Linked DNA regions of Homo sapiens: region 1 is linked to region 2. A link is an interaction called in ENCODE POLR2A ChIA-PET data of the cell type or tissue named here. Cell type or tissue: Panc1. All regions are shown on one strand. Each heading gives the region's core, and the rest is flanking DNA. Links, peaks and the distances in the headings are about the cores only. Region 1 holds the start of ITGAD (integrin subunit alpha D). Region 2 has its middle 5.2 kb from the start of PYCARD-AS1.

The links. Peaks named below come from ENCODE experiments on the same cell type or tissue, not always from the same donor. Only the 100,000 strongest peaks of a DNase experiment are listed, where the experiment ranks them.
Region 1: POLR2A ChIA-PET joins it to region 2 with 10 read pairs; 12 of 35 experiments call an interaction of 5 or more read pairs at or near these places.

What each region holds. Positions count from the first base shown.
Region 1 is chr16:31,383,837-31,400,460 of GRCh38, reverse strand. It overlaps ITGAD (integrin subunit alpha D), which reads right to left and starts at 7,126. Exons shown (of 30, transcript NM_005353.3): 1 at 7,070-7,126; 2 at 6,120-6,225; 3 at 2,999-3,102; 4 at 2,795-2,865; 5 at 2,552-2,666. The coding sequence starts at 7,100. In Panc1, for the core only: no CTCF peak of the experiment used is centred there; a DNase peak (open chromatin) is centred at 14,040.
Region 2 is chr16:31,192,568-31,200,811 of GRCh38, reverse strand. It overlaps a transcript of FUS not described here. Among named protein-coding and RNA genes, the nearest start is that of PYCARD-AS1, 5.2 kb to the left of the region's middle. In Panc1, for the core only: no CTCF peak of the experiment used is centred there; no DNase peak of the experiment used is centred there.

The DNA.
Region 1 (16,624 bases), core at 12,817-15,316, 190 kb before region 2:
GCAGCCACATCCTGTGCTGCCCGCAGGGCACTGGGAGATCAGGCCACCAGAGCACTAAGGTGTGAGGCCCACACCACAGGGCTGTGGTTTCTGCCCCCTGCCCACCACTGCAGAAAAAAAAAATGCCTTTTCCTCTTTCCTCTCCCCTACCCCACTTGCTCAACCACTGGTGCTTCAAGGGTGCTGGGGAGAAACAGAAGGTCACTTCCTTCCTGCTTCTTCAATCACCAGCAAATCTTGACATCCATGGGGCAGGCTGCAGATCCCCCCAGGAGCTCCCCGTTTTTTGCCCACATCTGGGCAGCCAACATCTTGCAGTGGTGCCTGTTTTTTCAGCTGCGTCAAGAAACCACCCTCTCATCCTCTCTCAGGCCAGGTCTGTGGCAAATCCTCTCACAATGTCTCTTCTGTTTCTTGGTCTTTTTATTGTATCCCCTGGTCTCCCACTAGCAGAAGCCTGGACTTATCCTTTTGAAAAAGGACCCCACCAATCAGGCAAGGATGGCTCAAGCTCTGGGCTCTGCCTCTTGCTATCGATGGAACTCATCTATCTGAACCTTGGTTTTCATATCTGTAAAATGAGAATGGGCCTGCCCGCCACCCAGGATGTTGTGAGGATGCAATAAGGTGATTCATACCAGGTATTCAGCACTGCTTGGCACACAGGTGATCCTCAGTGGACCCTGGTCCCTTCTACTTGGACCCACACCCCCCTTGCCTGCACCAGTTTTGTGCTCCAGTCCCATTTGCATCAGGCATCCCACCTCATGAGTTCCACGGATGGCTGTGAGAAGACATTTACCCCTTGTTTTTAAGTGCCACCTCCCTAACCTGGCTTCACAGACATCTCAGGCTGGGCACGGTCCCCCCAAGAACCCTGGATGTCCCTTCCCCCTTCCCTTGGTCCCCTCCATAGACTCCACCCTCACCATTTGCTCTGGTAATGTTTCTGCTGCTGCTCCACCTTTGTCTAAAGGCCCAGCATGCCTGTCATCATGGCCTCTCTGGTCTGAAGCCCCACCCTCGGTCAGCACCCTGAGCGGCCCCTGGCATTCCCTCTCACACGGCAGATGAGACAGTTTGCCTGTATCTTCCTCCCAGTCCCAGCATGCAGTCCCCAGCTGGAAGATGGGTCAGAGGGGCTATCACATACTATGTGCCAGGCAGGGTTCCAAGTGCTTTATGCACCTCAATCCCTTTCACCTTCATAACCCCCTGATTATTGAGCTCTATTTTACCAATGAGGAAACTGAATGGCTTTGAGGGAATGAAGCTTCAAGGGAATGAAGCCTGGTGCCCATGGAAAACAAACTTGGGAACCACCATGATGCAGACCAACCCTCAGAGAGATGTCATGGTGGTGTCCCCAGGCCCTGTTCTCTGTGGAAGACATGGGCACTGACAAAATTGCACATCGCATTTTCCGCAGCCCTGTCATTTGCTCCTCTTCGAGAGGAAAGTTAGTTTGGGGAATCCTGGAAGCTCAGCAGTGAACCATCCAGAAGAAACACCTCCCTCATGGATTTATCTTCCTCACCACGTTCTTTACCACACTAAGGTCCTTCCTCTGAAACTCAAGAAGTGGCCATGCACCTGTTGGCAACTGGAAGATGCTGTGCCCTCTACAGCCCGCACAGTGGGGCTCCTCTCTGCCTCCATCAGAACTTTCATCCCTCAGGCCAGGCACAAGGACTCATGCCTGTCATCCCAACACTTTGAGAGGCTGTGGCAGAGGATTACTTGAGCCCAGGAGTTCAAGACCAGGCTGGGTAACATAGCAAGACCCCCATCTCTACAAAAACATTTTTTTTAATTAGCCAGGTGTGATGCATGTACCTGCAGTCCCAACTACTCAGTAGGCTAAGGGAGGAGGATCACTTGAGCCCAGGAGTTCGAGGCTGCAGTGAGCTATGATTGCACCACTGCACTCCAGCCTGGGCGACAGAGCAAGACTCTGTCTCAAAAAAATTAGCAGGGTGTGGTGGTGCATGCAGCCTGACAGAAACTCTGTTTTTTGTTTTTTTTTTTTTTTTGAGATGGAGTTTTGCTCTTGTCACCCAGGCTGGAGTGCAATGGCACAATCTCAGCTCACTGCAACCTCCGCCTCCTGGGTTCAAGCGATTCTTCTGTCTCTGCCTCCCGAGTGGCTGGGATTACAGGCGCACACCACCACATCCTGCTATTTTGTTTTGTTTTGTTTTGTATTTTTAGTAGAGGGGTTTCACCACATTGGCCAGGCTGGTCTCGAACTCCTGACCTCAGGTGATCCGCCCACCTCAGCCTCCTAAAATGCTGGAATTACAGGCCTGAGCCACTGTGCCTGGCAGGGACCCTGTCTTAAAAAGAAAAAAATATAAAGAAAAACCCTGCAAAGAACTTCTACCCTGGAGCAGCAGGGCTCCTGCCTGAGCCACCCTCTTCTCCTGGCTTCTCTCCTAGCCACACTCGGCCCTCCAGGGAGGGCACAGGGGCCCAGACACAGGCCTCACGCCTGCTCACCCTCAGTGCCAGCATGTGCTCCACAGGGAACCATGGCCTGCCAGGGACCTACCTGGCGTGGCGTCGGGGACTGTCTGGATGATCTCCCAGCGCGAGCCCAGCAGGAGGCAGGAACCCTTTGAGTATGAGTTCTCCCCACAGACTCTGTGCAGGGTCGGGCCACAGGCCTGGAGGCAGAAGCCTGTGAGCCAGGAGTCCCTAGCAGCCCCTCCTCCTTCACTCCCAGCCCCAGCCTCCTCCCCAACAACACCCCCCGCCCCACCCCACCCCCCCGTGGCCCAAGACACTCACTCACCAGGAGCCGGGAGCCGTTGGTGGAGGCTGCCAGGGTCAGGCCCAAGGACATGTTCACGGCCTCAGGGCGGACTGCAAGGGCAGACACGCGGGGTCTCACTCACAGCACACACTCATTTGCGGGGAAGGTCTGGACTGGAAGCTAAGCGGGGGCACAGTTGGGTCCAGGAGGGTTGAGGGGCCCAATTCCCAGGTGGTCACTCACTGTGCAGCGGGATGGGCTGGCACATGCCGGTGGCAGCTGCGCAGTCATACAGCCGTCCCGTCTGGTTGGCCGCCACCACCTCCAGGGGTGCTCCCACCACGAGTCTGGAGACACAACCATGGCCATGTCACTGCAGCCACAGGAGGGGTGGGAGCAGCGGGCACTTGGGGGTGAGGAAGTGTCCCTCCATGGGGAAGCGAGACTCTGTGGGGGAAATTCCTGGCATTTGCCACTTGGCAGAATATTCAGAAATCAGGGCCCAAGTGTAACTCACAGATGCCCAGGGGCCATGCTGGGGTTTATTTGGTTTTGAGTGTGCATAAGTACGTATGTGTGTATTTATGTTTAGAAATTTCTTTTTAACATTCACCAAAAAAAAAAAAAAAAAAAAAAAAAAAAACCTATTTAAAGACCAAAATGGCATTTCCCAATCATGGGTAAGCACATTGCGTTTCTGAGTTGCCATTATTTTGAACCACCCAAGAAATAAGATCATCTCAAGTTAATTGGAACAATTTCCTGAAGACATGTGCTTTCAAAACAAATAGTTGATTCTGTAATTCATTGGACCAATTTAAATATTGTATAAGCAATTTCAATTGGCCAATGTAAAGCAGTGTACTAGGATCCATAACTATATCTATAGTTATGTAGAGTCAAGGGTTTATTTGCAAAACTCCCTGAGTGGGAAAGTTTTTTAATTTTGGAAATGTTTTCTCACTACCCACAATCTCCTGTCTGTGAGAAAAGCAGACAGATACTGGTGTATTTTAATGCGCCAAGCAAGGCTTCATTAAATGGCCATGTGAGGGTTCCTTCTAGGTGCCGCTCCTTTACAGAAAGCTACAATCCCTGTGCATCATGATTCAGGGGATGCCTAAGGCTTTGTGAAGAAAATCTGAGCATTGGCTAGAGAGGTAGCAGTTTGGAACCTGCTGATACAAACGATGAGCAAAACTTTAGTGTAACCCATCAACCCATATGTTTTTTGAGACAGAGTTTCACTCTGTCACCCAGGTTGGAGTGCAATGGCGTGATCTCAGCTCACTGCAACCTCCACCTCCCAGGTTCAAGCAAATCTCCTATTTCAGTCACCCAGCTAGCTGGGATTACAGGCACCTGCCATCACGCCAGGCTAATTTTTGTATTTTTTAGTAGAGACAGGGTTTCACCATATTGGTCAGGCTGGTCTTGAACTCTTGACCTTAGGTGATCCACCCGCCTCAGCCTCCCAAAGTTCTAGGATTATAGGCATGAGCCACTGCACTCAGCCAATGTATTCTTTTTTTAAAATGTGGCCCAAAAAACTGATGGTGACAGAAGTCTGACCAGGGGTTCTCTGGGGATGTTGGGTGATGAGAAGGGGTCCACGGCAGCCCTGTGCCTGTGGGATTTGACACTGGAGCAGCTGACCTAGGTGGGGCTCACCCAGGCACGCACATGTGTATCCTTTATCAGATTGGGTCTTTCAGATTTGTGCACCTCAGTTGACCACATTTCCAAATAAAGAAAAACAAAAGCCTGGTGCCTGGTGCTTGCTTCCATCCCCCCAGACTGCCAGTCACATGAGGAAGGGAGAGGGGTGCGCGGTTGGAGCTCGGTGACCTCTTATAGCTCCTCGTGACCAACTGAGCCTTCCTGTCCACTGGGGCTCACTGCCAGCACCACTTCCTCCATGGAACCCTCCTGGGTCTGCTCTCTCCCTGCCTGCGCCCCCCAGACCTTGGTGACACCTGTGTCACATTGTGACTTGAACTCTCTGGGACAGGAGAATGTGAGCTCCTGGAAGTGGGGGCAGGTTCATAATTTGTGGGTCCCAATTTGAAATAAAACTGTGGGGTCTCTTGGGGTTGGGGGGCTCTTACCTTTCTTCTGCTCTCTTCCTCAACCTGTCCTGACGTTTTTTATTTGCTATGTAGTGTCCCACTCCCTCGGGGTACTCCCAGAGTGAGCGCCCCTAACTGACTTTACCCAGCTCATGCCAGGGGCGGAAGGTAGCAGCGGTCATTGCTCCCACATGGGTGGGGGAGCCAGCAGCTGATACCCCTTCACCACCCTTCAGGAGGCGGTGGGAGGTGGGGCTGCTGCTGAGCTAAGGCTCCAAACCCCCAGTGCATCTCCCTTCTCCCATGACTTTTTTTTTTTGACGGAGTCTCACTCTGTCACCTAGGCTGGAGTAAAGTGGCACGATCTCGGCTCACTGCAACCTCCACCTCCCAGGTTCAAGCGATTCTCCTGCCTCAGCCTCCCAAGTAGCTGGGATTACAGATGCCTGCCACCATGCCCGGCTAATTTTTTTTGCATTTTTAGTAGAGATGGGGTTTTGCTGTGTTGGCCAAACTGGTCTCAAACTCCTGGCCTCAGATGATCTGCCCGCCTCAGCCTCCCAAAGCGTTGGGATTATAGGCGTGAGCCATGGTGCCCAGCCCTGCCATCATTCTTTACTTGCAAAACACAAATGCACAGATAAAATTTTTAAGAATTGGCAAGACAGGGTGGCTCACACCTGTAATCCCAGCACTTTGGGAGGCCAAGGCAGGAGGATTGCTTGAGCCCAGGAGTTCAGCCAGTCTGGACAACATAGCAAGACTCCATCTCTGTAAAAAGTAAAACAAAACAAAACAAAAAACAGGCATGATGGCATGCACCTGTGGTCCCAGCTATTCAGGAGGCTGAGGTGAGAGGATCACTTGTGCCCGAGAGTTTGAGGCTGCAGTAAGCTGTGATTGCACCACTGCACTCCAGCCTGGGTAACAGAGCTGGAGTAAAAATAAAAATAAAAATAATCAGGAATTTCAAGAGGTCAAGGGCAGAACATTAAACTCCAAAGTTAATGAGTGTGGGCCCTGTGTGACCATACTGGCCCCAAGAAGTGGGCCCTGCCTGGGAGGCAGGTTCAAGGCTTCCCTCCCGAGGTAAGGTAGGGTCTTGTCTAGAGTTTTGTGGCCTTTCCTGGGATTGAGAATAATAGGTGCTGATGTCAGGGCCTCCAAGGAGCCAAGGGAAGACTTCTCACCCCTGCTGGCCTTCCTCCAGGACACCTCCCTGGGGTAACCCACGTGTACCCATCCACAGGACTTGATGTAGTGGAGGTTGGGGAAGGAGGGTGAGTGGGGCCTACCGAGATCCACCGAACTGCACCACGCTCTGCCCAAAGCCGCCTGCATCCTCCTGGAAGATCGTAGGCTCCTCCACATCCAGGTTGAATCCATGATAAGAAGCCAGGACTGAGGAATATTTGGTGGGCGGGGAGGCTGGGAGTTAAAGAAGCCCCAATCCCTAGGACCTCCCAGCCTCTTTTTCTTTTTTTTCTTTTTTTTTTTTTTTTTTTTGAGATGGAGTCTCGCTCTGTTGCTGAGGCTGGAGTGCAACGGCACGATCTCAGCTCACTGCAACTTCCGTCTCCTGGGTTCAAGCGATTCTCTTGCCTCAGCTTCCCAAGTAGCTGGGATTACAAGTGCACGCCACCATGCCCGGCTAATTTTTATATTTTTGGTAAAGATGGGGTTTCACCATGTTGGCCAGGCTGGTCACAAACTCCTGACCTCAGGGGATACGCCCATCTCGGCCTCCCAAAGTGCTGGGATTATAAGCATGAGCCACCGCACCCAGCCAAGCCTGATTTTTGATGGCACGTGAATGTGACTCTGATGCAGTTTTCAGCAGGGGGCCTCTTCCCTACGTGCAGTCAGGACTTGGGGGAAACAGGCCCAGGGAGGTGATGTCCAACCTTTCCCCCTCCCTGGTGGCTTCTGTGGCCTTCCACTCCCGGGGGAGGCTGGGGAGACCTCTGTCACCCACACCAGGGACTCCATGAGTGGGAGCAGGGAAGCCTGGGACAACATAGCCAGCTGGAGAGGTAGCTTAGTCGCCACCTGAGCACAGCCCCTGAGCCCCTCTTCATTCAGGTCACACTCTACTGACTCCGGGCCACTCGCACATGAAGCACTCCCCTGCCTCAGCTCCTCATAAGAGTGGTTGGAGCCGACCACCAGCCCCCAGCCTGCCCTCCCAGATGGAGTCCCCTCAGAACTCCTCCAAGCTTCTCCCCAGCACCCTGGCCCCACTTACCACTCAGAAGAAGCACAGTGCCGAAGGTCATCCCTGAGCAGCGCGTTGAGGGGAAGTGGAAGGTTGGGGACAGAGCACAGAAGGTGCTCACCCTCCCAGGGGGTAGTTAAAATAATGATTCAGGGCCTCCACACAGCAGGAAGAGGGGCACAGTGGGTAGGAGGGGCGTGGTTAATTATGGAACAGAAGTGGGGGCAGGGGCCAACAACACCCTGGGGAAAAACCCTCATTCTGTCCCCCTCCACAACCTGCAGGGACCTGGCTTCCTTCTCCCAGAAGACCACCCTCCCCCAGGCCTCAGGAGCCAGTTGGTACCCAGGGAGCCCCGTAGCTCTCTGAGGTCCCACAGGAGTGGAAGGACAGGAAGCAGAATGGCTGCAGAGGTCTTGGCATGTGGATGTGAGCCGGCAGAGAGGCAGGGAGAAGGGGAGCTAGGCCAGGGTGTGGTTTCAAAAAGCAGAGCCCCTCCAGAGGAGAATGGACACCCAAAATAATAAAGTCATGCCATGGGCTACTACTCAGCAAGAAATAAGATCAAACTACAGATCAGATGCCATGGCTCATGCCTGTGGTCCCAGAGCTTGGCAGGTGGATTGCTTGAGGCCAACAGTTCGAGACCAGCCTAGGCAACATAGCCAGACCCTGTCTTTACAATAAATAACAAAGAACAAACTGCAGTTCTGTACAACAATACAGGTTAACTCAATTTTATCTTAAGTGAAAGAAACCAGACACCAGAATGCCTAATGTCTGGTTCCTTTCATATACAAGAGAATGGGCAAAATTCATCTACGAAGATAGAAATCAGAAGAGTGGTTGTCTATGGTGGGGCAGAGAGGAAACTTTTTTTTTTTTTGACAAGTTTTGCTATGTCGCCCATGCTGGAATGCAGTGGCATGATCAGGGCTCACTGCAGCCTCAAATTCCCAGACTCAAGCAATTCTCCCACCTCAGCCTCCCAGTCACTGGGATTACTGATGCACACCACCATGCCCAGCTAATTTTTTTGTTTTTTGTAGAGACGAGATCGCACTATGTTGCCCATGCTGGTCTCGAGCTCCTGGACTCAAGCAATCCTCCCACCTCCTCCTCCCAAAGTACTGGGATTACAGGCGTGAGCCACCACATCCAGCCAGGAACCTTTAGCATGTGTTAAATTTAGCATTTAACACAATATTTTAATATTTATTACATGGGGTTGGGGAGAAGATAAATGAGTGGTTGTTATTTATTTTCTGTGATTTTTCTGTATGTTTGAAATATTCCATGATTAAACATAAAAGTTCCTTTAAAATGTGAAAAAGAAAAAGGTCTATATATAAAAGGCTAGGAATAGGCCAGGCGCAGTGGCTCACACCTATAATCCCAGCACTTTGAGAGGCTGAGGTGGATGGATCACCTGAGGTCAGGAGTTTGAGACCAGCTCTGGCCAATATGGTGAAACCCCGTCTCTACTAAAAATACAAAAATTAGCTGGGCATGGTGGTGCGCACCTGTAATCCCAGCTACTCAGGAGGCTGAGGCAGGAGAATCGCTTGAACCCAGGAGGTAGAGTTTGCAGTGAGTCAAGATTGCGCCACTGCACTCCAGCCTGGGCGACAGAGCAAGACTGTCTCAATAAATAAAAAATAAAAAATAAATAAAAAGCTTAGGAATATACTTTGAAGGTTAAAATATAACAAGATCCCTACCTATAACATAAATTATTTTGTATATATATGTGACAATTATTTAAAACATTTGGCTGGGCACAGTGGCTTATGTCTGTAATTCCAGCACTTTGGGAGGCTGAGGCAGGTGTATAGCTTGAGGTCAGGAGTTCGGGACCAGCCTGGCCAACATGGTGAAACCCCATCTCTACTAAAAATACAAAGATTAGCCAGGCATGGTGGTGCACGCCTGTAATCCCAGCTACTCAGGAAGCTGAGGCAGGAGAATCGCTTAAACCCAGGAGGCAGAGGTTGCAGTGAGTCAAGATCACACCACTGCATTCCAGCGTGGGCAACAGAGCAAGACTCTGTCTCAAAAACAAAACAAAATGAAACAAACAAAACATTTAAAATGTAATTAAACATCAAGTGCAAATAATATGAAATAGTTTTCTATACAAAAATTTTACATCAATTTACTTGAGAGCTGACATTTAATGGACAGAAGAAATTAATTGTGATGCATTAACGATGCCCTTGCAGGAAACCGAGCCGAGGGCTGTGATTGCTAACTTCGAGGCTGACTTATCTACTGCCTTACAAAGACTGCCCAGGCAAAGTGGAGCGGCAGCCTTCTCCCTCTTGTGCTGAAAGGTTTGTGGCTGGCCGCACCCTGTCATCAGTTCTGTGGATCTGTGAACTTCTCCCTGTATTTGGAACCACAAAATAATTTGTTGGTGATTCTTCATAATTCAGAAATTTAAAGAGCTCTTCATTTTCTCCATCTTCACCACACCTCATCTTTTACACATTTCTATATCCCCTTTAATTTTGGACTTCCTTCTGTAAGTAGTGCTTGAAACTCACGATTTGCTGATATCAGCAACTATAAAATTCTCCAACTTTCCCTAACTCGTATTATCGCTTGTCTCAGCAAAATTTTTTGTTTTCCACTCATGTTTGGAGAGCAATGATAAGGGCAAAATGCAGTAAGGTAGTCAAATGCTCACAATCACTGCACGCTGCCAGGAAATCATCTTTCTCCCAGGCCTGGAGCTGGAGCTGCCAAGGCTCAGAGTCCACAGCAGCTGAAGGTGATGCCCCCAAATTCAGGGCATCCTCTGGGGACTTGATGGCGGCTCCACCCTTAAAGGAACCACCAGCTCTCAGTAAATTTTTAATTAATTAATCAATTAATTTTTATTTTGAGATGGAGTCCTGCTCTGTCGCCCAGGCTGGAGTGCAGTGGTGCAATCTCAGCTCATTGCAACCTCTGCCTCCCAGGTTCAAGTGATTCTCCTGTCTGAGCCTCCCGAGTAGCTGGGATTACAGGCACACACCACCACACCTGACTAATTTTTGTATTTTTAGTAGAGACGGGGTTTTGCCATATTGGCCAGGCTGGTCTCGAACTCCTGACCATAGGTGATCCACCTGCCTTGACTTCCCAAAGTACTGGATTACAGCAGTGAGCCACCGTGCCCGTCTTCTCTCAGTAAGTTTTAAAAAGTTACACTTAGATAAATAAGAAAACAAGAATTTAATAATTGTTTTCAAATCAATGTGAAGGAGAATATTTTTGCAGCCTTTCTCCAGAATGAGCTGTGTCTGCCTGGAGAGCATAACTCCAGGTCCCCATGCCTTAGAGGCCACAGCCAGGATTTGGTTTTGTTTCTCCTGGTCTTCCCCTCCTCCCAGGAAATTTGGCTTTATTCTTCACATGCATTCATAATTCTCTCTCTCCAAATCACTTTTTCCCCCGCATGAGAAAAATACATCCATAGTAATGTGTTCAAATTGCTGGCTTCCAATTCTCCCCTTTTCCATTTGGGGTATGGATTAGATGCCCTGGAATATTTGCATTGAATTTTACCTATTCATCTACTTTGATCATCATAATGATCGCTGAGGGAAGCCAGGCTGTCAATAGACACATCTAAAATACAAAGTTGATGAGAAGGATAGAGTTTGCAAATGAAAGTAATTAAATGCATTAGTCAAAAGCAGAGAGAAAGAAAACCTAGCCAATAGTTCATCAGATAGAAAAGGTTTTTCTTAATAGAAGGATATCATGAAACTGACAGTTAAAGTAGAATTAATTTTTGTTGTTGTTGTTGTTAAGAGACAGAGTCTGGCACTGTTGCCCAAGCTAGAGGGCAGTGGCGTGACCATAGCTCACTGCAGCCTCGGACTCCTGGGCTCAAGTGATCCTCCCACCTCTGGTTTTTTTGTTGTTGTTGTTTGTTTGTTTGTTTGTTTTCTACAGATGGAGTCTCACTATGTTGCCCAGGTTGATCTCGAACTCTTGGGTTCAAGCAATCCTCTGGCCTCCTAAAGCACTGGAATTACAGGTATGAACCACCGCACCTGGAGCCACTGCACCTGGCCTCGAAATTAATTTTGTTTTTTTTGAGACGGAGTCTCACTCTGTCGCCCAGGCTAGAGTGCAGTGGTGCGACTCACTGCAACCTCGGCCTCCCGAGTTCAAGCAATTCTCCCACCTCAGCCTCCTGAGTAGCTGGGATTACAGGTGCACGCCACCATGTCCAGCTAATTTTTTTGTATTATTAGTCGATACAGGCTGGCCTCCAACTCCTGACGTCAGTCGATTCACCCTCCTCAGCCTCCCAAAGTGCTGGGATTACAGGCATGAGCCACCACACCCAGCCCAAAATTAATTTTTATATCATCAGGGATAATACCTTTGTCCAGAGGGCACAAATACAGATGTTGACTTCAAATTCTTGGTCCTGTCACACAATATACTACCCTGAAGATTTTCAGTAGATCCTTTTACTTATCTGTTCACACTTGTTTTGTGCATTTCTTCATCATGCTGAATTCCTGACAGCTTTGTATAAACCACGTAGTATGGAGACAGGTTTTCCCCTCTGAGCTGATAAAGTTTATAAAATATTCTGGACACACATTCACTCAGACTAGAAACGAAATCATGACTAACTTGGATTCTGCATGTATGCCTCTCTTAAGAATCAGTTTGGCCACTTTGCCCCACTCACCCATGGGTGGGCTAACAGGCACAGATGAACAGGGGCCAGCAGAAAACACCCATGACCAGCAGGCACTTTGCATCCAATCTAGTTAATGTATTTCTTTTTTTCACTCAGTTCTCCTAAAACCACCAGCCCAGGCTCCTTGCTAGAAAAATTGCCAGGTCATGAGAGTTAAATCATAAAAAGTTGGATGCTCAACTTTTCTAGCTTTATAGATGTGTTTTTTGCAGACATGCGACATTAAAGACAATTTAGCTAGGCCAGGCATGGTGGCTAATGCCTGTAATCCCAGCACTTTGGGAGGCGGAAGCAGGAGGATCACTTTAGGGCAGGAGTTCAAGACCAGCCTGGGCAACACAGTGAGACACCATCTCTAAAATTTTTTTTTTTTTTGAGACAGAGTCTCACTCTGTCACTCAGGCTGGAGTGCAGTGGTGCAATCTCGGCTCACTGCAGCCTCTGCCACCCAGGTTCCAGCAATTCTCCTGCCTGTAGCTGGAACTACAGGCACATGCCACCACACCCAGCTAATTTTTGTATTTTTAGTACAGGCGGGATTTCACCATGTTGGCAAGGCTGGTCTCAAACTCCTGACCTCAGGGGATCCACCTGCCTCAGCTTCCCAAAGTGCTAGGATTACAAGCACGAGCCACCATGCCTGGCAACGTTTTTAAAACATTAGCCAGGCATGATGGCACACACCTTTAGTCCCAGAAGCTCGGAAGGCTGAAGCAAGAGGATCGCTTGAGCCCAGAAGACCAAGGCTGCAGTGAGCTCTGATTGTGCCACTGCACTCCAGCCTGGGCAACAGAGCAAGATTCTGTCTCAAAAAAAAAAAAAAATTACCATATGATTCAGCAATTCCACTTCTGGGTGTATACCCAAGAGAATTGAAAGCATGGTCTTGAAGAGATATTTGTGCGCCCATATTCATCATTCATGAGAGGCAAAAAAAGCAACCCAAATGCCCATTGATGGGCAAATGGATAAACAAAACGTGGTATATACACACAATGGAATATTATTCAGCCTTCAAAAGGAGAGGAATTCTGACACATGCTACCACATGGGTGAACCTTGAGGACATTATGCTAAGCAAAATATGCCAGTCGCAAAAAGACAAATGCTGTATGAGTCTATTTCTATGACATGCCAAAGCAGTCAAATTCATAGAGACAGAAAGAATTGTGGTTGCCAGGAGTTAGGGAAAGGGGAGAATTGGGAGTTGTTTAATGGGTATAGGGTTTCAGTTTTACAAGATAGAAAGAGCTCTTGAGATTGGCTATACTTAAAAATGGTTAAGATGGTAAATTTTATGTTATGTATATTTTATCACAATTAATTTTTTTAAGTTCCAAGTAACTATCTTTCTCTTTGACATTAATGTGAAAAGCAATCTCCTACTTGCCTATTCCTCCATACAACACTGAAAAGATGAATAGGCAATGGCCATGATTTGATCATGTTCACCATTTTCCCTCCTTTCTTAAGCACTGAGTCAAGGGTGAGAGGCATCCCGTGAACTACCGTGTGCTCTGTGAATACTGCCCTGCAAGCATCAGCCTCTTTAGCCTGAGTGCACCATAAGTAGTTAGCCCATTCTACTGATGCAGGGCAGGCAAGCTCCAAAATTGGGGCTTAGCCCGGGAGGGTTCTTAACTTTGCTCAGGAAAGAACTGAAGAGCGAGCCTGTGGTGGAAGAAAGCAGGTTTATTGAAGCAGCAGTGGCAGCAAGGTAGCTGTTCCTTGCAGAGCAGGACAACCCATAGGCAGTGAGCCCACAGTAGCAGCCAGTGGGCTGCTGGCTAACTGTACTTATACCGACTTTTAATTACATGCAAATTAAGGGGTGGGTTATTCAGAACTATCTGGAAAAGGTGTGGGGAGTTTCCAGAACCATATGAGGTAACTTGCTGACCGTTGCTATGGTGTGTTTCCATGGCATTTGTAAACTGTCATGGCACCGGTGGGAGTGTCTTTATGCTAATAAGTGGCGAGGGTAATGAGAGTTTGCTTTCCTGGCCATCTGCTGGTTTGGGCTGTTTTTTTAGTGCATCCCATCTTGACCAGATCATGCTCTGATTAGCTGGGTTGTGACCAGAAAACAGGTCCTGCTGATCTCCTACCTCACTATCTCTCCCACCACTCATAGGATTAACATTAATTACAAATGAACAACAAAACCTCCTTTTCTGTCACTAGAGGTTTCAGCAGCTGAAAAGCTCCCACATACATGTGTTGCACAAAGATGAAAGCTGATTCAGACTTTGTATGGCAGTGACTTATTCCAAGTATGAGGTGACATGCTTGCTCTCCCACACAAGCGTTAGTCACTGCTATTCTGCTGTATACCTCTGACATACACAATGTCCAAGCTGTTCCTTCACAAAGGAATCTTGCTCACAGCATAGTCTTCAAGCATAGTATTTGCCAGACACTGTAGGTAGCCTATCCAACAGCCACCAGCGCTGCCACCTTCCTGGCTGGTGGAGCTACCCTCCTTTTTTTTTCTCTTTTTTTTTTTTTTTTTGTTGAGACAGAGTTCTACTCTGTCCCCCAGGCTGGAGTGCAGTGGCATGACCTCAGCTCACTGTAACTTCCACCTCTCAGGTTCAAGCGATTCTCCTGCCTCAGCCTCCCAAGTAGCTGGGATTACAGGCACCTGCCACCATGCCCAGCTAATTTTTGTATTTTCGGTAGAGACAGAGTTTTGCCATGTTGGTCAGGCTGGTCTCAATCTCCTGACCTCAGGTGACCTACCCACCTCTGCCTCCCAAAGTGCTGAGATTATAGGCATGAGTCACTGCACCTGGCTGGAGCTACCTCTTTTTATTAAGCCTGTGAAAAGCACATGCTCACCTTCTCAGCACTGCATGCAACCAAGGGGATGGAATTTGACCCAATCCTAGTCAGTGGGAAAGAACTAAACCGCCCCCGCAAGGACGATCAATTGGAAGATCAGAAAGAATCTGTCAATGCTGAGACTCTGCATTAAACACTAACCTGCACCTGAACCTCTTGCAGAGTAAAGGTCTTCTGTCTGCTCTTACATGCTTTTGTTTTTTTCTATTATTTGCAGCCAAAAGCAACCTTTCAATACAGGTATGAACTCTACTGCCATTTCTACAAGCTTCTTGGAAATTATGTGACTTGTACCTACTTTTGCTACTTTAAAAAGCACCTTTGATTTATGTCACTGTGGTTTTGCTGTCTCCTCTGTATTCGGTGACAACACTAATCACTTTTGAATAGGAAAGCTACATGTAGCAGTTGTTCTAAGAAATCTCTATTGCTTTACCTGAGGCAGGCAGATCATGAGGTCAGGGGTTCGAGACCAGCCTGACCAACATGGTGAAACCCCCGTCTATACTAAAAATACAAAAATTAGCTGGGCGTGGTGGTGCGCGCCTGTAATCCCAGCTACTCAAGAGGCTGAGGCAGGAGAATCACTTGAACCCAGGAGGCAAAGGTTGCAGTGAGCCAAGATGATGCCACTGCACTCCAGCCTGGGCGACAGAGCAAGACTCCATCTCAATAAATAAATAAATAAGAAAATAACACAAAAGCTTTCAGAGGTTCATGCGACTGTTTGATAAAGTTTCAGAATGGGCAGCACACTAGGGACAAATACATGTCAGAACCAATACAACCTACCTGTCAGGGAGTATAATACCTTCTAGATATTTTCGGGTTTTGGCTCACAATCACTTATTCCGGTATGCATGTCTATACTATACGTGCACTGGGCTCAATATTTAAAAGTCAATATTGACTTTGATGACATTATTGTAAATTGTAGCAATTAGATTAGTTTTTAATCACAACTTCCATGCTTTTGAGCCATTGATCCATTTTGTGATTCGGGGATCTAATGCAACACAATAGCCAACCCTGAAAATGCAAATGTAATAAATGTACACAATAACACACAAAGGAAGAATATCAGAAAATAACACCTTGTCGGCCAAGTACAGTGGCTCATACCTCTAATCCCAGCACTTTCGGAGGCCGAGGAGGGCGGATCATGAGGTCAGGAGTTCGAGACCAGCCTAGTCAACATGGTGAAACCCCATCTATACTAAAAATACAAAAATTAGCTGGAAATGGTGGTGCCTGCCTGTAATCCCAGCTACTCCAGAGGCTGAGGCAGGAGAATCGCTTGAACTTGAACCTGGGAGGCGGAGGTTGCAGTGAGCCAAGATCATGCCACTGCACTCCAGCCTGGGTGACAGAGCGAGACTCTGTCTCAAAAATAAATAAATAAAAATGGGCATGGTGGTACGCCCCTGTACTCCCAGCTACTTGGGAGGCTGAGGCAGAGGCATCACTTGAACCCAGGAGACAGAGGTTGCGTTGAGCCGAGATCGTGCCACTACACTCCAGCCCGGGAGACAAAGTGAGACTATCTCAAAAAATAATAATAATAAAATAAAATAGAAAATAACAACTTGTTGCCTGAATTTAGACAAGAACCCACTGTAGTCCCTGGAGTCCGTGTGCCACACAATTATTAAGGCCACAACACTATTTCTGTGCAAATCACTAGTTTCAAATGTTTGAGATGTATGGGTTTCTTGCTCTTTTTCTCTAAAACCTTCCACTTAGAAGACCATCATTGACCACCAGTGGTTCGTGGAACACATTTTGAGAAACACCACTCTAGGGTCAATTTTTTTTTTTTTTTCTGAGACATGATCTTTCTCTGTTGCCCAGGCTGGAGTGTGGTGGTCCAAATCACAGCTCACTGTATCCTCAACCTCCCAGGCTCAAGTGATCCTCCTGCTTCAGCCTACCAAGTAGCTGGGACTACAAGCACATGCCACCATGCCTGGGTAATTTTTAAATTTTTTTGTAGACACAAGGTTTCAATATATTACCCAGGGTGGTCTCAA
Region 2 (8,244 bases), core at 400-2,899:
GATGGAATCTCGCTGTGTCACCCAGACTGGAGTGCAGTGGCGTGACCTCAGCTCACTGCAACCTCCACCTCCCAGGTTCAAGCTATTCTTGTGCCTCAGCCTCCCGAATAGCTGGGATTACAGGCCCCTGCCACCACACCTGGCTAGTTTTTGTGTTTTTAGTAGAAACAAAGTTTCACCATGTCAGCCAGGCTGGTCTGGAACTTCGGACCTCAAGTGGTCCACCCGCCTCCACCTCCCAAAGTGCTGGGGTGCTGGAATTACAGGCGTGAGCCAATGCACCCGGCCACTTTTTTCTTTTTTTTTTTTTGAGACGGAGGCTCACTCTGTCACCCAGGCTGGAGTGCAGTAGCATGATCTCAGCTCACCGCAACCTCTGCCTCCCAGGTTCAAGCAATTCTTGTGGCTCAGCCAGTCAAGTAACTGGAATTACAGGTGCTTGCCACCCCACCCGGTTAATTTTCGCATTTTTAGTAGAAACGGGATTTTGCCACGTTGCCCAGGCTGGTCTCAAACACCTGACCTCCAGTGATCCATCCACCTCAGCCGCCCAAAGTGCTGGGATTACAGGTGTGAGCCACCGGGCCCACCTTCTTGATGCAATTTTTGCCTACAAAGGGAAATATGAGTATCTCTCTCCAGGAAACTTGAGGTCTTTCCAGAGGCTGTTTGGGAAAGCAGGAATCTAGGGCTACTTCCTAAGTACACTTTACAAGCAATCCTTTCTGGCCTTGAAGAGGGAGGATTTGCAAAGCAATGGGCAGATACCAAGGAGACCCTGAATCCTATCCTTAGGAATCACCAAACAACCACTTTCCAACCTCACTGCCCCACCAGGCTTATCTCTAATTACATCTTATCTGCAACACACCTCCTACCTTGTCCTCCCTGCCTCTAGCTCCAAGAGCCTGAGAAATCCAAACTGATCATGGGAACAGACTCTCACTTTTTTTGAGACGGGATCTCATCTGTTGCTCTGGCTGGTGTGCAGTGGTGTGATCATGGTTCACTGCAGCCTCAAACCCCTGGGCTCAAGCAATCCTCCAGCCTCAGCCTCCTGAATAGCCGGGACTACAGGTGCATACCACCATGCCCAGCTGACTGTCATTTTTAACAGGACACCTAAACTCTCCTCCTAACCTGGCACTTAACCCCATGCAACCTCTCCTCTCCTCACATACCCACGATCCCACCACTATCTGCTCATACCAGGTGCCCTTGCACATGCTGACCCCTTTATCTCTGGACACCTTGACATCTTCTACCTGCCCCAGACTGCCCATACGCATGCGTTCCTCTGGGTTTCAGAGGCTCTTCCCAGTGTCTCTGTGGCAATGCAAACCATGTGCTGGTCTACCTTCACAGAAGACTCCACCACTCCCCTGCTTAAATGGACGCTTAAATGGAGACATCTTTTCAACCTCTGTACAAGTGCCTTGCATGTAGAAAGTAATATATGGCAGTTACTGTGTATCTCTAGTATCTAACAGGATTTTTTTTAAACTTCACAGGAACCTAATCATTCTCCTGACATGGGGCCATAGGTAACACATCCTTGCATGACAGACATCCTTAGAGTCACTACAAAAACCAGTGCAGGCCTGAGGGAAGGAAGTGGTTCCAAGAAAGTTTCCCTAAGATAAAACATTTCTTGGGGCTTCCTTTTTCCTTTGGGCTGTGGGAGAAAGAGTCCTACCAGAAGTCTCCTCAGATTTTAGGCATAGCATAGTGGTTAAGGACAGAAGTTCTATAGCTAAAGAATAGAGGTTCAAGTCCCTGCCCCACCTCTCACTAGCTGTGTCAGCATCCCCTCTAAAGTGGGAGTGACAGGAATCAGCTCATCCCCTAACAGCAACTGGCTCATGGCAAGTACACCTCAGAGTTAGCAATCACCTCCACTAAGACGATTCTGCTCCTAGCCCCTCAATGGCTTAGAACTGTATCTGGGAACCTGTGCTATCCCAAGAACAATCTAGAGTGCCCCTCTGGCAGCACCCCCAAACTCGTTCTGTCACTCCCAGTCCTAGTCGTGGCTCCATGGGTGTGGAAATCCCAGCCCCAGTCTGGATGGCCCCAGACAACTCCAGCATCTTGGGACACATCCCAGATAAGCTGAACGGCAGCCACTGCAAGCGGCAACATTCCTGCCAAGCCCCAGAACTGGATTTCAGAGACATTCAACAAAGTGAAGGAACAACTCAAAATCACCTTCCCCTAACACCTGAAGGGCTTTCCCATGCTTCTCTGAGGCCCTGCAGGAACCAAATCCCATCCCTGTGCTGAGAACTCCCTCCATGATGGTCCAGATCTCCCCACACCAGCAAAAATCCCACAAAGAGGACAGCATCCTCTTTTTTGCTCAAACCTCCCATTTAAGCTTCACAAGACTTAAAAAAAAAAAAACAGAACAGAAGCCAGTGTTGACTGGGCCTCTGCTAATTACAAAAACCCACACGCAGGGCCCTGTCTTCCTTTTCCTTAGCTCCTAGCCAGCATTTTATATAGAAATATAATCCTAGCACTTAGGGACGCCGAGCAGAGAGGATTGCTTGAGCTCAAGAGTTTAAGACCAGCCTGAACAACACAGTGAGACCTCATCTCCACAAAATAATTTTTAAAATTAGCTGGACATGGTGGTTCATGCCTGTAGTCCGAGCCACCGTGGCTGAGGTGGGAGAATTACTTGAGCCCAGGAATTGGAGGTTGCAGTGAGCTGTGATCATGCTACTGCACTCCAGCTTGGGCCACAGAGCAAGACCCTGTCTCAAAAAAATAAAACAGGGGGGTGAGAGAGGGAGAAAGATGAAAGTTTTGTACAAAGTTCCCCTTCAGAAATAATTTGACTCTGCCAAACTCTAGAACGTTACTCTGAGAGGTGTTGAACCAACAGCATCATTATCACCAGAAAGCCTGTCAGAAATGCTTTGCGGGGAGGGCAGGGGGACAGTCTTGTTCTGTTTCCCAGGCCTGCGGGCTGGAGTGCAGTGGTGGGAACACAGCTCACTGCAGCCTCAACCTCTCCAGCTGGGACCACAGGTACATGCCACCACACTTTTTTTTTTTTGAGATGGAGTCTCATTCTGTCACCCAGGCTTGAGTGCAGTTGCATGATCTCAGCTCACTGCAACCTCCACCTCCCAGGTTCAAGCAATTCTCCTGCCTCAGCCTCCCAAGTAGCTGGGATTACAGGTGCATGCCACCACACCTGCCTAAATTTTGTACTTTTAGTAGAGGTGGGCTTTCACCATGTTGGCCAAGCTGCCCACCTTGGCCTCCCGAAGTGCTGGGATTACAGGTGTGAGCCACCGCGCCCAATTTTTTAAAATTCTGGTAGACAAAATGTTGCTGTTACCCAGGTTAGTCTCAACTCCTGGGCTCAAGTGATCCTCCCACCTCGGCCTCCCAAAGTGCTGGGATTACAGGAATGAGCCACCGCACCTGGCCTGAAATGCGTATCTTGAGCCCCACCTGGACCTACTGAGCTAGAATCCATATGTTGACAAATTATAAAGTTCAATTTATAAATTAAGCACAGGAGATTATTATACTGTACTGAAACTGTGTAAGATGAAACCATAGGTAAGGGAGGATTCCTCTGTATATATATATATTTTTTTTAATCTGTGTGTGTGTGTGTATATATATAGGTATAGATAGATAGATAGATAGATTATCCCCCTCAAGTTATAGAGGATGTGGTTCTAGCCATCTCAGACTGACAGGTTTGCGCACCCCTGCCCACAAGAGTAGGGATTTGCCTTGTTTCCTCCTCAAGGGCACAATAAACAGGATGGGTCAACTTTCCCTCAAACTCTGGAAAATCAAAACCAAAAAACAAGCACAACAAGCCTAGGTCTCCTTTTATTTATTTACTTATTTTTTTGAGAGTCTCGCACTGTCGCCCAGGCCAGGGGGCAATGGCACGATCTTGGGTCACTGCAACCTCCACCTCCCGGTTTCAAGCGATTCTCCTGCCTCAGCCTCTCGAGTAGCTGGAATTACAGGTGCCTGCCACCAGGCCTGGCTAATTTTTTGTATTTTTAGTAGAGACAGGGTTCACTATGTTGGCCAGGCTGGTCTCAAACTCCTGACCTCGTGATCTGCCTACTTCAGCCTCCCAAAGTGTTGGGATTACAGGCACAAGCCATCGCACCCAGCTGCCAGGTCCCCATTCTTAAGAACACTGCACTCAGTAGTGACAAAGAATCGGTGTGATTGTGCAACACCCCTCGGCGTGATGAGCACAGGCAGGATGTCACCTGGGAAACTCGGTTCCTGCCCACTTCATCCGGCCCTCGACTGCCCTTGCTTGGACCCTGCTTGCTCAAACACTTTGTCGTTGGCTCCAGAGTCCAGCATCAGCACTCTCACAGGGACAGCACATCCACCATCTTCAGCCCAACCATCCAAGCTTTCCTCTGCCTCTTGCCGCTAACATGGGTGGCCCTCAATTGTTTTCCAGGTAAGAGTCTCTACTGCCCCAATATTTAGGGCTAAAGCCACAATCCAAGGAGCTGACAGCATTAACCACCAACAGAAAGCAGTATTTCTTCCAGCTCCAAACTCCTGCTCATAAACTACATTCTCCAAGTCTGTTCCTGCCTCAAAGATACTGGGAATTTTAGACTCAATGGTCTCCAAAATTTCTTAGAATACCTTGAGATTGAGGATCTAATACTTCGTTTTTTGAGACAGAGTCTCACTTCATTGCCCAGGCTAGAGTGCAGCGGCGCGATCTCGGCTCACCGCAACCTCCGCCTCCTGGGTTCAAGCGATTCTCCTGCCTCAACCTCCCGAGCAGCTGGGACTGCAGGCACCTGCCACCACGCCCAGCTAATTTTTGTATTTTTAGTAGAGTCGGAGTTTCACCATGTTAGCCAGGCTGGTCTCAAACTCCTGGCCTCAGGTGAGGATCCAATATTTCTACAACAAAAAATCCTGGTCAGATGTGCTGGCACAACCCACTTGACAATACTTTCTCAGCTTGTATATGCCAGCGCCACTGAAGATTGTATTTGCATAAGAAGGTGAACACAATTGTAGAAATATTCTTCTAAGTCAAATTATTTCAAAATAGCCAGGTGCAGTAGCACACCTGTAGTCCCAGTCATTCAGGAGCCCGAGGCGGAAGGATCGCTGGGGCCCACTGAGACCAGCCTGGCCAACATGGAGAAACCCCATCTCTACTAAAAATACAAGAGTTAGCTGGGCATGGTGGTGCACACCTGTAATCCCAGCTACCTGGGAGGCTAAGGCAGGAGAATCACTTGAATCTGGAAGGCAGAGGTTGCAGTGAGCCAAGATCCTACCACTGCACTCCAGCCTGGGTGGCAGGGCAAGACTCTGTCTCCAAAAAAGAAAAAAGAAATCTGTACGTCAGAGATGTCTGCACTCCCACCCAATGCAGCGTTATTCACACTAGCCAAGATATGCAAGCAACCCAAGTGCCCAATTAACGGATGGATTTTTAAATGTGGTATGTAGACACAACAGAATGCTATTCAGCTTTTTAAAAGGAAACCGTTATTTGTAACATGGGTGAATCGATAAATCTAGAAGACATTATGCTAAAATAAGCCACAGAAAGACTGCATGAACTTATACACGGAATCTAGAAAGTCAAACTCGGAAACTGAAAGTAGAATGGGGGTTACCAGAGGCTTGGAGGTATGGGTAAGCAGGGAGACAAAGGGTACAACACTTCAGATGCAAGAAATGAGTTCTGGTAAGCCACTGCACAGCATGGTGACTACAGTTCATAAAAACGTGAGACACAGTGGCATGCATCCATAGTCCCAGCTGAGAGGCTAAGGGCAAGAAGATCACTTAAGCCCAGGAGTTCAAGTCCAGCCTGAGCAACATAGGGAGACCCGTTTCAACCCATTTACGCCTAGTGCTCCATTACAGGTGTGACCCACCACACTCGGCCAGAACACACTATTCTTACTGAATGACTGAAGTCAATCATTTTTTGTTTTTATTTTTGGTCTGATTATTCACAAAACATTTGCAACCTCCAGCATAAAAGGGCTGAAATAACATAAATTTCAAAATTTTCTAAGAGTGGCTTTGTATGTTCTCATTCATGCTAATGATATGAAGTGATGGATATATTAGCCTGATTTGATTCCACAATGTGTACATGTACAGAAATAGGACATTGTACCCCATAAATATATACAAGTTAATTAAAAATAAAATTTTCATAGCCGGACACAGTATCTCACACCTTAATCCCAGCACTCTGGGAGGCCAAAGTGGGACAATCACTTGAGCCCAGAGCAGTTTTGAGACCAGACCAGCCTGAGCAACATGGCAAGACCCCATCTCCACAAAAAATACAAAAAAAAATTAGCCAGTCATGGTGGCAGGTGCCTGTAGTCCCGTCCCAGCTACTCCAGAGGCTGAGGTGGGCAGATAGCTTGCGGGTGGGAGGCAGAGGTTGCAGTTGGTCGAGATCACACCACTGCAATCCAGCCTGGGTGAGAGTGAGACCGTCTCAAAAAAAAAAAAAAAATTTAAAAAGGATGAGACTGGAAGGAAGACATGCCTAAAGGTAGATCAGTGAGTCAAGTCTCACATGGGCTGGACCCTAGACCTTAATTCCTGGTCAATCTACCCACCACTGACATAACTGCAGCCCTACATCCAAGTACTGAAACCCAGGAAGGCCCGGCACAAGATGGGGAAAAAAGCTGAAAGGGCTAACTGAAGGCTACATCAAGGAAGGGACAAACAGACCTACAGCACAGCTCTCCCCACCCTCCTCACTTCCTACTTAGCCTGTCCCAATTCCAACTCACAAAAATGGGACACCTAATGCTTCAAGACAGATTTCAATCATTCAGTAAGAATAGAGTATTCTGGCCAAACGCAGTGGGTCACACCTGTGATCCCAGCACTTTGGGAGGCTGAGGCAGGCAGGTCACTTGAGGCCAGTTCAAGACCAGCCTGGGCAACCCAGTGAAACCCTGTTTCTTAAAAAAAAAAAAGTAATTAAAAAAAAAATTACCCAGGTGTGGTAGCGAGGAAGCACCTGTAGTCCCAGCTACTTGGGAGGCTGAGGTGGGAGGTTGGCTTGAGAGGCACCAATGTTCTCTCTGCTGCTAGGTGTCTCTATCCATTCTCCTGGAAGATCCCCCCAAACTGGACCTACCCACTAAACAGTCACCTGGGACCCTATTTCCTTTTAAGGTCAAGGCCAATCACATATGCCATTTGAAGGACACAGGAACTTGACACTAATGGTCCCAGTAATCATATCTTACAAGGAGCTTCGACCTCCTCCACTCCTAACAGGAGGGCATCAGGGGACCACAACCAAAGCAAGATTAGAATCCTGCTAGGCAAAGCACCAACAGTGAACTACTCAAATATCGTATCAGGCCATTTCAACTAAACATTTAACAAAGAAACCAGCAGTGGCAGGGACGGAGAGAACTGCCACATCCTCTACATGTACTAAGTCAAAGCAATGCCTGGGAAGGCCCACTTGACGATCCTTTGTTTTTAATACGCCAGACCACTCTCCGCCTACTGTTGCTTAGAGAGCACCCCAATGCTGGCAGGGGAAGTAAACCTGCTATTCCTCTTAAAAGTCATGGTTTATTGGGAGGCTGAGGTGTGCACATCACCTGAGGTCGGGAGTTCGAGACCAGCCTGACCAACATGGAGAAACCCCGTCTCTACTAAAAATACAAATAAATTAGCTGGGCATGGTGGCGCATGCCTGTAATCCCAGCTATCGCTTGAACCCAGGAGGCGGCAGTTGCGGTAAGCCGAAAAACGTGCCATTGCACTCCAGCCTGGGCAACAAGAGCAAAACTCCATCTCAAAAAATAAAGTCATAGTTTCTGTGCCTCAAATCACCCAAGATTCAAGGATGCAGCAACTCTTCAGTAGAGAACATACTTGTGGAACACTTGAAAATTTGAGAGGATGGCCAGATGCAGCGGCTCATGCCTGTAATTCCAGCACTTTGGGAGGCCAAGGCAGGTGGATCACCTGAGGTCAGGAGTTAAGAGACCAGCCTGGCCAACACAGTGAAACCACACCTCCACTAAAAATGCAAAAACTAGGTGGGCATGGTGGCCCACGCCTGTAGTCTCAGCTACTCAGAAGCTGGGATTCTCCTGAGGCAGGAGAATCGCTTAAACTCAGGAGGCAGAGGCTACAGTGAGCCGAGATCACGCCACTGCACTCCAGCCTGGATGACAGAGCAAGACTCTGTCTCTAAAAATAAAA